Linked DNA regions of Homo sapiens: region 1 is linked to region 2. A link is a contact called in ENCODE Hi-C or POLR2A ChIA-PET data. All regions are on one chromosome and are shown on one strand. Each heading gives the region's core, a stretch centred on a gene start or an enhancer-like site at or near the end of the contact. The rest is flanking DNA. Distances are from core to core; before and after follow the strand shown.

What was found. A loop is a pair of places that touch in the nucleus more often than their neighbours do. ChIA-PET counts read pairs that join two places held with the same protein, here RNA polymerase II (POLR2A). Pooled maps may share reads with other maps.
Region 1: a loop to region 2 is called in a pooled map, with 10 times the contacts of the local background. The contact joins the promoter of CRYL1 here to the enhancer-like site in region 2. A Hi-C loop is called at or near these places in 2 of 37 single-sample maps with no recorded cell type and 11 of 50 pooled maps. POLR2A ChIA-PET finds 5 or more read pairs at or near these places in 4 of 52 experiments (BJ, GM12878, Panc1 and 1 more).

The regions. Positions count from the first base shown.
Region 1 is chr13:20,521,389-20,527,710 of GRCh38, forward strand. CRYL1 (crystallin lambda 1) reads right to left here and starts at 4,469. Exons shown (of 8, transcript NM_015974.3): 1 at 4,366-4,469. The coding sequence starts at 4,406. RefSeq lists a silencer at 4,145-4,694 and an enhancer at 4,875-4,984.
Region 2 is chr13:20,417,646-20,423,309 of GRCh38, forward strand. All of the region lies in intron 5 of CRYL1 (crystallin lambda 1), which reads right to left. Among named protein-coding and RNA genes, the nearest start is that of MIR4499, 13 kb to the right of the region's middle. RefSeq lists an enhancer at 1,382-2,581. Within about 2 kb of position 2,371, at least 17 of the 41 ENCODE cell types and tissues checked have a DNase peak (open chromatin) inside an H3K27ac peak, as active enhancers do; they include Panc1, where a contact is called at or near this core.

The DNA.
Region 1 (6,322 bases), core at 3,219-5,718, 110 kb after region 2:
AGCTAGAAAGTTCCCTGGCTTGGTTTTCCTCAGGTTTCTGTTTCAGGTTTCCCTCAGTATTGTTCCCCAATACTACCTTACATCAGGCCCAAGAATAATTAACTTCCTGTCCTGAGAGCTTGTGACATCTTATTGGCCTTTTTTCCAACCACTATATGCCTGGGGACCTCAAAATGGGAGCCAGCGATAGAGGTAATTCAATGCCCTTCCCACTGTGACTATTGCGACATGTCTTAAAGCTTCTGAATTCATGAATCTTAATGGGTACTACAAAAGGTGAATGCAGATGAACATTTATTCTGTTACACAGTAGCAAAGCAGCAGGGGAGAAAAGTGATATAATTGCTTCAATTCTATCATTAATGTCACTTAATTTTGAATAAATTCACTTTAGATACATTTGAAAGTATCTTTCCAGCTACAGTTACTTATTTACTGGGTAAAAATTGAAGTAAAACTGTTCCTACACTCATGATCTCAGTCTACTATGGAAATTTTGCCAGAAAGAGCTATTAAGTAACTCCTGCGAAGGGCACATTTAGTGTCTAAGCTGACTCAAAAGGCAAGGAGGGCATCCTAGGGTTTGCTGTGTATGTGTACAAAAATTAGCAGGAAAATACCTAGAATAGCACTTCAAAGAAAATTCATGCCTCAGAAAGTTTCTTATAAAAAATGCACAGGCCAGGTGTAGTGGCTCACGCCTGTAATCTCAGCACTTTGGGAGGCTAGGGTGGGCGGATCAGTTGAGGCCAGGAGTTCGAGACCAGCCTGGGCAACATGGAGAAACCCTGTCTCTACTAAAAATACGAAAATTAGCCAGCAATGGTGGTTCGTGCCTGTAGTCCCAACTACTTGGGAGGCTGAGGCAGGAGAATTGCTTGAATCCAGAAGGCAGAGGTTGCAGTGAGCTGAGATGGTGCCACTGCACTTCAGCCTGAGCCTGACAGAGCAAGAATCCGTCTCAAAAAAAAAAAGTACAATCACCCCAAACAAAATTTTGGAATTAAAAAAAATGAAGGAGACTGTAGTTTATAGGATACCTTTCTTTCTTGCCTTTCTAGTTTATGGGATGTTTTTCTTGATATAAAACAACGTCCTACCAAGCCCTTCATAGGGCACATCAGTTAAAAAATAAGCAGTCTCTGTTACAAACGCTCAACTATCTGTCTATTGGGACCACGCATGGTGGATACAAATGGCAACAATACAGTTTCTATCCTTAGGGGAAAGGCCCAGAAGCAGAACTTTTCCTGGAGGAGACAGTCCCTGAGCTTGATCCTGAAAGAGTGTGCCCCCTAAAAAGCAGGACAGGAGAAAGGGCATGCCCTGCACCAGGAACATTTTGTGTTCCTATTCTAAACAAGCTCAAGGGCTACAAGCTGAATCTTGCAGTGTGTATACAAATACAGAACTCATATTTTAGCGATTTAGAAACACAGTGTTTTATAAAGGTAAGGCTAACAAAATGAAAGCCTTAGAACACTACTCCAATGCAAATTTATCTTCATGATACCCATTTCTACTTTTTTTTTTTTTTTTTTTTTTTTGAGATGGAGTCTCACTCTATCCCCCAGCTGGAGTGCAGTGGTGTGATCTTGGCTCACTGAAACCTCCGCCTCCTGAGTTCAAGCGATTCTCCTGACTCAGCCTCCTGAGTAGCTGGGATTACAGGCATGCACCACCACGCCCGGCTAATTTTTGTATTTTTAGTAGAGACGGGATCTCGCCATGTTGGCCAGACTGGTCTCGAACCCCTGACCTCAGGTGATCTGCCCTCCTAGGCCTCCCAAAGTGCTGAGATTACAGGCATGAGCCACCATGCCTGGACTTCTACTCCCATTTTTAAAAGTTATCACTACCAGATTTTCCTGCAGCCCTAGGCCCAAAAGAGTTTCTCTCATCCTCTTTCAAGCCCTCCCCATTCTGAAGGGACTTGCCCTGGATGTTTATAGGACAGCTAAGTGGCCCTAAGGAAGAGTGAACTTTGGAAAAAGATCAGCGGAAAAGAATTAAGTGGGACTGTATTCCTAGCAGGTACTTTCAAGATGAAATCTATAAACTGATAAGGAAAGCTGAAAACACAATATGCTCCTGAAATTGAAATATGTATATTTTGGTCTGTTGAAACCTAAGAATGAAACTGAACCAGGTTTTGGCAAATTAATTGACATTCCCCAAGCCCTATTTGTTAAGTGGGTGTTCCTTGGAATCACCTGTGGGGCCAGGAAAGAAATAGAGGGACGAGAAAGAAGGGTGGTAAAGAGGAAGGGAAGAAACCAGCACTGTCCCAGAGGCAGAGCTGGGTGTGTGCTGAAGTGCTGAGGGTGGGGGAAAGACAAGATTTTCACACCAGAAAACAAAGAAACAAGCAGAGGCCCCAGAGAATTATGTGGTCCTTAAAGTTTGGAAGCCTTTCTCTAATTCCTTATCAACATCCCTCAAGGAATCAGAAGTAAACTGTTAACTGAAGCTCCTCCTCAGTAGACTGAGCCACCCACAGCCAGATAACTGCACAATCAACTAAAACTTTACTTCACATGTATTAGGTGCATGCATAACACTACTCCAAGGCATGATGGACCTATACAAGGCCAAGCAAGGTGGCTCACAACTGTAACCCCAACACTTTGGGAGGCCAAAGCGCTTGCACCCAGGAGTTCAAGACCAACCAGGGCAAGATGGTGAGACCCCATCTCTACCTAAAAATTTTAAAAATCAGCCGGGTATGGTGACACATGCCTGCTGTGGGAGGATGGCTTGAGCCCGGAAGGTGGAGATCCACCATGATAGTGCCACTGCACTCCAGCCTGGGCGACAGAGCGAGACCCTATCCTATTAAAATTGTGTGTGTGTGCGCGTGCGCGCACGCATGCGTGTAAAAACTGTGTGTGTATATATATGTGTGAGTGTATATATATACACACACACATAAACTCTGGTAACTATTAATAAAATGCAAGACAGAGGTAACTACCACCACTGGTACAAAGTGCACTTTTTTTTTTTCAGACGGAGTTTCGCTCTTATTGCCCAGACTGGAGTGCAATGGCACCATCTCGGCTCACCGCAACCTCCGCCTCCCGGGTTCAAAGGATTCTCCTGCCTCAGCCTCCCGAGTAGCTGGGACTACAGGCATGTGCCACTACGCCCGGCTAATTTTGTATTTTTAGTAGAGACGGAGTTTCTCCATATTGGTCAGGCTGGTCTCGAACTCCCGACCTCAGATGATCCGCCTGCCTCGGCCTCCCAACGTGCTGGGATTACAGGGGTGAGCCACCGCGCGCGGCCCAAAGTGCACTTTTTAATATGCCTTCACTATTCAACCACGGGCACTCATGGGCCAGAAAGAACAAAGGCACAGTTAACTCCACTGCTCTGGAGAAAAGAAAGCTGACAACAAGGAATCTGATGCCTTCCTTCAGTGGGAAGGAAACACCCTGACATTGGAAGTGGTCTCCACACCGGGTTGTACACTGATGGGGGGCGGAGTCGGGGGCAGGCCAACACCTCAACAGCAGTCACCAAAAAGGTGCTTTTAACTATCAATAGCAAGTATTAACATGTTTATAGATTGCTGCTAACAGCTGGCCAAAGAAAGGTACATACAAATGCCCCTTTTTAAAAAACAAAAATAGCAAGGATTGTAACCGTAGGGGTGGGGGGCGGGGTGGGGGAAGCACACACTAAAAATCAGTTTGGGCAGAATTTAAGCTGTTAAATGGACACACTTAGCAAACTCTCTGGGCTCCATCGGCCCCCACCTCCCCTCTGGAAACATCGCCTCGCCCAGGAATTAGGACTGCGTGTATGTTCGCCTAACACCTGCTGCGGCCTCCAGCGACATCGTCGCCGACAGGACTGCGCTGGCACCCTCCCTGCTGGGCTAGTCCTGTCTCCGTCACTAAACGCCTGTGACCTTAGGTAAACTGCTTAGTCTCAGTATTCTCATTCGTAAAATGGGGATGAGAACACAGTCGTCGCAGGATCGCAGCCAGAATTCGTTTCATTCAACACGGTGCCTGGCACTTCTATGTGGACCTGCGGGCAGACGCGGCGACATTCAACAGAGTCCAGGAACCGCAGGCCCCGCGGCCTGGGCGGTCAACCTCGGAACCTCCTGCAACGCTGGCTCCCGGGAAGCAGACCCAACTCCGCGGGGCGCCTCCACCTGCCAAGCCCCTCCAGCCGCGCCTCTCCCCGAGCCCGCCAGCGCCGTAGGGGCCGCAGGGCGCAGGGCTTCGGAGGACCGGAGGCCGGGGCGGGGACAGCGACCCGGCGCCCACCCCGAGGGCCCCACGCGAGGGCACCACGTCCCCGGCGTCTCCCCGGGCTCCAGGGGCAGCAGCGCGGCTCGGAGCCCTTTACCTGCCAACGATCACCACGCAGCCGGCCGCGGAGGACGCCATGGTTGGGCCGGGGACGCGGCGCCGCGGGCGCTGGGACCAGGCGCCGGCGGAGCTGCGAGCTCTGGGCTCCGGGGAGGGCGGGTCCCGCGCCCATTGGCTGCGCGCGCGGACCGGGAGGGCGGGGAGGGCCGCTTGGTCCCTGAGTGGGGTGCGCGCCGCGGGCCCGAGACACCGGGAGACACACGGCGCGCCGACCCTCGTGGGCAGGGGCAGGACCAGCGCGGGGGCACGTCGGGGGGTGGAAAGCGGGAAGACCACGCGCTTGTGACTGTCAGCATTCACCGTGAAGTCCGTGTCTATAGGAGGGGACACGGGCAGGCTGGCACGGGCTCTAGCGCTAAAGCACCCTAGAGAAACTGTCAGAGAATGTCCCCTTTGCTAATTCGTCTCTGAAAGACGCCTGCCGCTGCCGCCAACTGCGAACTGGGCGCAGGGACTGCGACAGCAGTGAAAGAGAACACCTGATGCGTTCATCTGCGCTACGGAAGGACACGTCTGAATTCCTCCACGGAGCACACTCTGCACTCGGTTTATGTATCAGAAAAAGGAAATGCCCTCGTGCCCTGACTCCTGGCCTTCTTGGAGCCCGGAACAGACCAAGAGGAAGGGGCATCACACATTGCCTGACAGTGGTGTGCGTCCACACAGCACAAGCTGAACGGGAAATGACACAGTCATTAGACAGAGGAGACAGTACTCAAGCTGGAACCGCAGCCAACACTGAGATGATAAAAGGAAGTCTTCCTTTGTTTCCCCTGAGTCAGGAACGTGGAAAGAGAAATCTCAGGGGAGGGGTTAGGTTTTTTTGTTTTGTTTTGTTTTTTAAAGAACAGTTTCACAAATTATCGATAAATATTTGTAAAGTATTCAACCTCAAGAGAAATGAAAAGTAACACAAGGAAGATAAGTCATCTCTCACTCATCAGATTGGCTAAGTCACATGGATTGATTATATTCCCATATCCGTAATGGAGTGTTTCGGACATGCAACTTACACACAGTAGAAGGCAAGCTTAAATGTTGAGGACTTTTTGGAGGGAATGTTACAGTACATTGTTGAGACAGCCGCTAGCCTGAGCAACCGCGCCTGCTCTGGCTGAGAATACAAGGCTCCAAAGCTTCCATCTTCTGATGGAGCAGTTTCTGTAGTCAGTTACACAGGCAGCCAATATAATAATCAAGGCACCCAGGGAGTGAGCATCCTGTGACTGCTCACTACCGGAGGCTATGGGGGCAGCAGACTGGCTTGTTTGCTGCTCCCTGCAAAGTCATGCCTGAAATCCCAGCGCTTTGGGAAGCTGAGTAGTAAATAATAGCTTGAGGCCAGGAGTTCAAGACCAGCCTGGGCAACAAAGCGAGACCCCTGTCTCTACCAAAAAATTAAAAAACTTATCCAGGCTGGTGCCGCCTGTAGTCTCAGCTACTCAGTAGGCTGAGGCAGGAGGATTGCTTGAAGCCAGGAGTTTGAGACCAGCCTGTGCGAGATAGTGAGAACCCCCCCCCCCGCATCTCTAGTGTGTGTGTATATATATGTGTGTGTGTGTGTGTGTGTGTGTGTGTTTATATATTTATTTATTTATGTGTACATATATTTATAACTTTAATCCTTCTGGTACCAAACAAAAAAAATACAGATTTATTTAAATTAGCCAGGTGTGGTGGTGCATTCCTGTAGTCCCAGCTACTCAGGAGGATCTCTTGAGCCCTGGAGTTCAAGGCTGCAGTGAGCTATGATTTTGCCACTCTACTCCAGCCTGGCTAACAGAACAAGACTTTGTCTCAAAAGAAAGCAAAAGTGGCTGGACGCGGTGGCTCACGCCTGTAATCCCAGCACTTTGGAAGGCCGAGGCGGACGGATCACAAGGTCAGGAGATCGAGACCATCCTGGCTAACACGGTGAAACTCCGTCTCTACTA
Region 2 (5,664 bases), core at 1,121-3,620:
ACCCCTTTTATTGAAAAACTCCTTGCTTCTGCTTCCTTAGTTAAAACCTGAGATTTTTCCACAGTGGAGTAACACATGCATAGCTGGGGCACATATTTTGCACCTGATTTGGTAGGAGAAAATGCCCAGGCTGAGAGGAGCCACAAGACATCCGTGAAGTAGGAGAAAATGCAAGATAGTTAATAACGTACCCAACTGCTATGAAACAAATGTTAAGTCGAATGAAAGGTTTAGGGATGTATCACTCAGGGTTCTACCAGACAAAGCCAGTAAGATTCACACACATACACACATACATCAAGAGATTTATTTCAAGGAATTGGCTCATGTGACTGTGGGCCTGGCAAGTCAGAAAGCCATGGACAGGCCATCAGGAGGGCAGGCCGGCAACTCCAGGCAGGAACTACCCCACAGTCTGCAGGTGGAATTTCTCCTTCCTCAGGGAGATCTCAGTTCTGCTTGCAAGGCCTTTCAATGGACTGGATTTAGCCCACCCAGACTATGGAGAATAATCTCATTTACTTAAAGTCAACTATGTACCAAATACCTTCCCAGCAACATCTAGACTGAGTTTGACTGAGTGACTGGACGCTCTAGCCTGGCCGAGCTGACCCTCTCAGGGGACAGATACCCTCAGGGATCTTGGATCAAGCACTTCTGTTTGTTTGTGGGGTGGGGATGGGGAGAAGAGGAAGCAAGACACATCTAACAATTAACAATAGCAAAGGGTTAACAGATGCTGTGGTACTTACTCTGGTCCTTCGGACAGTCCCAGAAGAAGAGGAAGGCAGGAGAGAAACTTGTGTGGTGGAGGCACACGATATTTGATGGATAAATCCTCCTCCGTGACTATCTCCTCTACTGATCACCAGCTACACCGAACCATCTTTCCTTCTCTATAATCATCCCATTCCTAGATTTAATTTTCTGATTCATGTATTTTTTGCATGGCCTCATTTTCATTTGCTTTTCTCATTTTTCTTCATACCATTCTTCCTCATCCACTTCTTTTTTACTAATTCCCAGCTTTTGATCTTCTATTTTGTTTTGCTCTACTTTTCCCCCAAACTTGGTCCTGAATTTTCACATTTTTCTTGTGCAAACACTACAATAACTTTACTACTACTATCACCAGCAGGAACACAGACTTGCTACCCAGGAATTTGGATGAGGTTCTATTCAAGTTCTTCCACTCCTCAGCTAGAGTTTGGGCATAAGTCCACTGTCAACTGAGAAACAGGAGAAAAATTAAGAGTCAGGAGTCACAAAAGGTTTTATCTTAGGTGAGTGTCAAATAAAGAAACGCAACAGCGAGAAGTAGAGTACTCTGCCACCTTCAGCCCTACGAGGGCGACATGAAGAAAGCACTGGGCTTGTGTGGATCACCCCAGGGCAGCGGCCAAGAAGAAAGGATTACACCAGCACGTCCATCTCAATCTCTAGTGAAAGAAAGGATGGAACAAAGTTAAATCTCGGTGATTTTCTCATCTCCAGAGATGTTCAAGGACAGACCCAGACAAGAACAGTCACTTGCACAGAAGTAACTCGAGCATGAGCTAGGGTACTAGACTATCCCTCTGAGAAACATCCAGCCCTAGGGTCCTTGCAAATGCTACAGGGAGTAACAGAGTTAGAGATTAAGTTTATTATTATTATTATTATTTTGAAATGGAGTTTTGCTCTTGTTGTCCAGGCTGGAGTGCAATGGCAGGATCTCGGCTCACTGCAACCTCTGCCTCCCAGGTTCAAGCGATTCTCCTGCTTCGGCCTCCAAATAGCTGGGATTACAGGCATGCGTCACCACGCCCAGCTAATTTTGTATTTTTAGTAGAGACACAGTTTCTCCATGTTGGTCAGGCTGGTCTCAAACTCCTGACCTCAAGTGATCCACCCGCCTCAGCCTCCCAAAGTGCTGGGATTACAGGTGTGAGCCACCACATCTGGATAATTTTGTATTTTTAGTAGCGATGGGGTTTCTCCATGTTGGTCAGACTGGTCTCAAACTCCTGACCTCAAGTGATCCACCCAGAGTGCTGAGATTACAGGTGTGAGCCACCACATCCGGCCTAGATTAAGTTTATATTGAGAACTACCACAATGATTCATGAGTCTCTCATGAGAAACTAGTTGGAATTATGAGTTTGTTCCCTCCACTTATACATACTGTACCCACATGTTTTCGTTTTCTATACTCTTCACCACATGTTGCTTCCCCCACATGCAACAGGAAACTGGCTCCACGGCAAGGGTGAAAAAGATCTGACCCAGTGGTTCCCACCCACGCCACCTTCCAGGGAGAAGGTGAGGCCAAGATGAGACTTTAATAAGTCGAAAATAAAAGACTGCTAAGTGCTGCCCCACAATTACTCACAGGCTTGTGGTCAGGTTTGTGAGCTGCTTGGCCTGTTGCCGGCACTTACAAGCTTTCTTGGAAGCAAGACACAGACATTCCTGCGGAATGACTTGAGCAAATTTTGCTAACGCTACAAGGGTTGATTGAACACCACCACATTGAACTGATGCAAGAGGACACTGAATCACACCCATAAAACACCCGTCCTGTCAAGAGTCTTCCAAGAGGACGCGCAGGAGTCAGCGCTCCGGGGAAAGAAGATGAGAAACACCAGGTGGACCACCCTGGCCAGGCTGCTGGGAACAAGCCTACGTGCACAGCTGCCGGAGGAGAGGCGGGTCTCCCCTCTGGGAGGCATCTCAGCTACATCTATCAAGTTATAAAAATGTTACTCTCCCGCAGGCTGAGCCCACTCCCAGAATTATTCCAGAAAAGACTCCAGAAGAAGAAACCATATGTGCATAGAGGCTCACTGAGGCCTGACCTTAAAACATCCCGCAGTAAGGGAAAGATTGGATTTAAAAGAAAAAAAAAAAAGACCAGCTAAATGAAATATCATAAAGCCATTAAGAATGAATAAAAACTTGAGTAGCATGTTCATAATAGAGACTAGACAGGAACAAAGGAAAATGAAAGCAATTGACTTAGGGTAGAGCAAACACAGGTGGAGTTTTTCCCTTTGACTTTTCTTTAAAATAGAGGTTGTGTGTGTGTGTGTGTGTGTGTGTGTGTGTGTGTGTGTGTGTGTGTGTTTTGAGACAGAGTCTCACTCTGTCGCCCAGGCTGGAGTGCAGTGGCGTGATCGCAACTCACTGCGACCTCCGCCTCCTGGGTTCAAGCGATTCTCCTGCCTCAGCCTCCCAAATAGCTGGGACTACAGGCCCGCCACCACGCCTGGCTAATTTTTTGTATTTTTAGTAGAAACAGGATTTCATTGTGTTAGCCAGGATGGTCTCGATCTCCTGACCTCATGATCCGTCCGCCTTGGCCTCCCAAAATCCTGGGATTACAGGCGTGAGCCACTGCGCCCAGCCTAAAATAGAGCTTTTAAATAGAAACAAACAAACAAAAAAAAAAATGGAAAGGAAAGAGAGGAAAGACTTTGCCCTAATAAAAGGGACATTCCAGAGTACTTCAGGCCCCAGTGCTAATTCCCTGGTGCACTTTTTCTTAGAACACTGTGTGTATAATGATGCTTTTAGGGGGAAAAACAACAGTATTATAGAGTTTGAAAGAAAGGGAAAGCCTCGACTTTTACAACAAATACAACAGCAAAAAGAATCCATCATTGTGTATGAATGTGAATACATTCACTTCCATTCTATGAGGGTAGTGATACTTTAATTGAGGGGTCCTCTGGGAATACAGTTTACTACAATAAGTTTTGAACCAAAGAGTGTAAGCCCTGACTCCAAAAACAGCCATGGAGCACAAGCCCCATATCTGCCTACTCCCCACATCTTTACCCAGAGATGCTTCCTGCCTTGATGGCCCATAGGGCTCCAGTGGCCTCTCACCTGGCTTCTACCTGCAGCTGATGGAAGGCACAAAGGCTGGCTCCCACAAGGGAAGAGGGATGCAGTGTCATTTGTCACCTCCCACCTCTCTTCTCTTTGCCTTTTCTCTTGGGGGCTCCTTACCCCCATCCTCTACTTCTGGGGACCCTTACCCCTGGCCTGTTAACTTCCCAACTTCAAACTGAGGGAGCTGAAATCCATCATTTATATTCACTGCTCAAGCACCTATTGGTAATGATTGCTAGAAGGTGTTATAGTAACAGCATTTTCATTTATTTATTTATTTATTTATTTATTTTTAGAGTTAGAATACTAACATAGAAGCTTTGCAGCATTTTGGGGATTTTTAATGAGTATGTGGTTGATGTTATTTATTTGCTTATTAATGGGGATACAGGTATCTCTAAATTCATAAATCAGCAGTATCTCTCTTTTCAATAGGGTTTTGTTGCTCACCAATATGACTACTCAGAAAATGGCCACCCACAAAATAATAAATAATGGTATAAAAATAGTCTACTTCTTATGGAAAATTGCTGCTAGAAAAAAAATCCTAATTAAGGCCAGGCGCGGTGGCTCACACCTGTAATCCTAGCACTTTGGGAGGCCAAGGCAGGCCGATCATTTGAGGTCAGGAGTTCAAGACCAGCTTGGCCAACATGGAGAAACCCCATCTCTACTAAAAATACAAAAAATTAGCCAGGCATGGTGGCATGCGCCTGTAGTCCCACCCACTTGGGAGGCTGAGGCAGGAGAAGCCTTTGAACCTGGGAGATGGAGATTGCCATGAGCCGAGATCACGCCATTGCACTCCAACCTGGGCCACAGAGTGAAATTCCATTTCCAAAAAAAAAAAAAAAAGTCCTAATTAACTAATGATTCCAACACAGCAAATAAAAGTTTGCAGATAGAATTCCAGTTGCTGTGGCAGTTGACATTATCCCTGCGAACATCTGCACTACTCTAGAGAGAAATCATTACAAGGTACAAACGTGCTCCCTTGCACCTCCAGCCAGGCTGGGGTCGCCCAGCAAGTGTAAGCAAACCTGTGGGAAAGCTGAGCTGGACTTGGCTCTGCACACGGGTGGCATGCAGCTTCTGACTCTAACATAGAGGAGGAGAAAGCTTTACAAATATGCTTAGATGCCATTTCTCTGCCAAAGCCACCAGCCTTTCTGGAAAAGTCTTGCACTCCTGCTCTCCTTTTGGAAGAGCCCCACATTCCAACAGTTTGTCATGTGCATCCTAACCCATCTCGAGTGGTATCTACAGTCTTTCCAAACAAAGGGCCACGCTACTCTGTGAAAAATGCCACTGGAAGTTTGATAGGGATTGCACTGAATCTGTAGATCACCTTGGGCAGTATGGACATTTTAACAATATTAATCATTCCAATCCATGAACACAGAATGTCCTTCCATTTATTTGTGTCTTCTTCAGTTTTTTCATCAGTGTAATTATAGTTGTCAGTGTACAGATATTTCACTTTCTTGATTAAATGTATTTCTAAGCATTTTGGGGGCAGCTATTGTAAATGGAATTGTTTTCTTGATTTCTTTTTCACGTAGTTCCTTGTTAGTGTATAGAAATGCTACCGACCTTTGTATGTTGACTTTGTATCCTGCAACTTTACTGAATTTATTTATCAGTTCCAACAGAATTTTAGGGTTTTCTATATATGAGATCATGTTGCCAGCAAACAGTGACAATTTAACTTCATTTCCAATTTGAATACCTTTTATTTCTTTCTCTTGCCTAATTGCTATGGCTAGGACTTCCATACTACGTTGGATA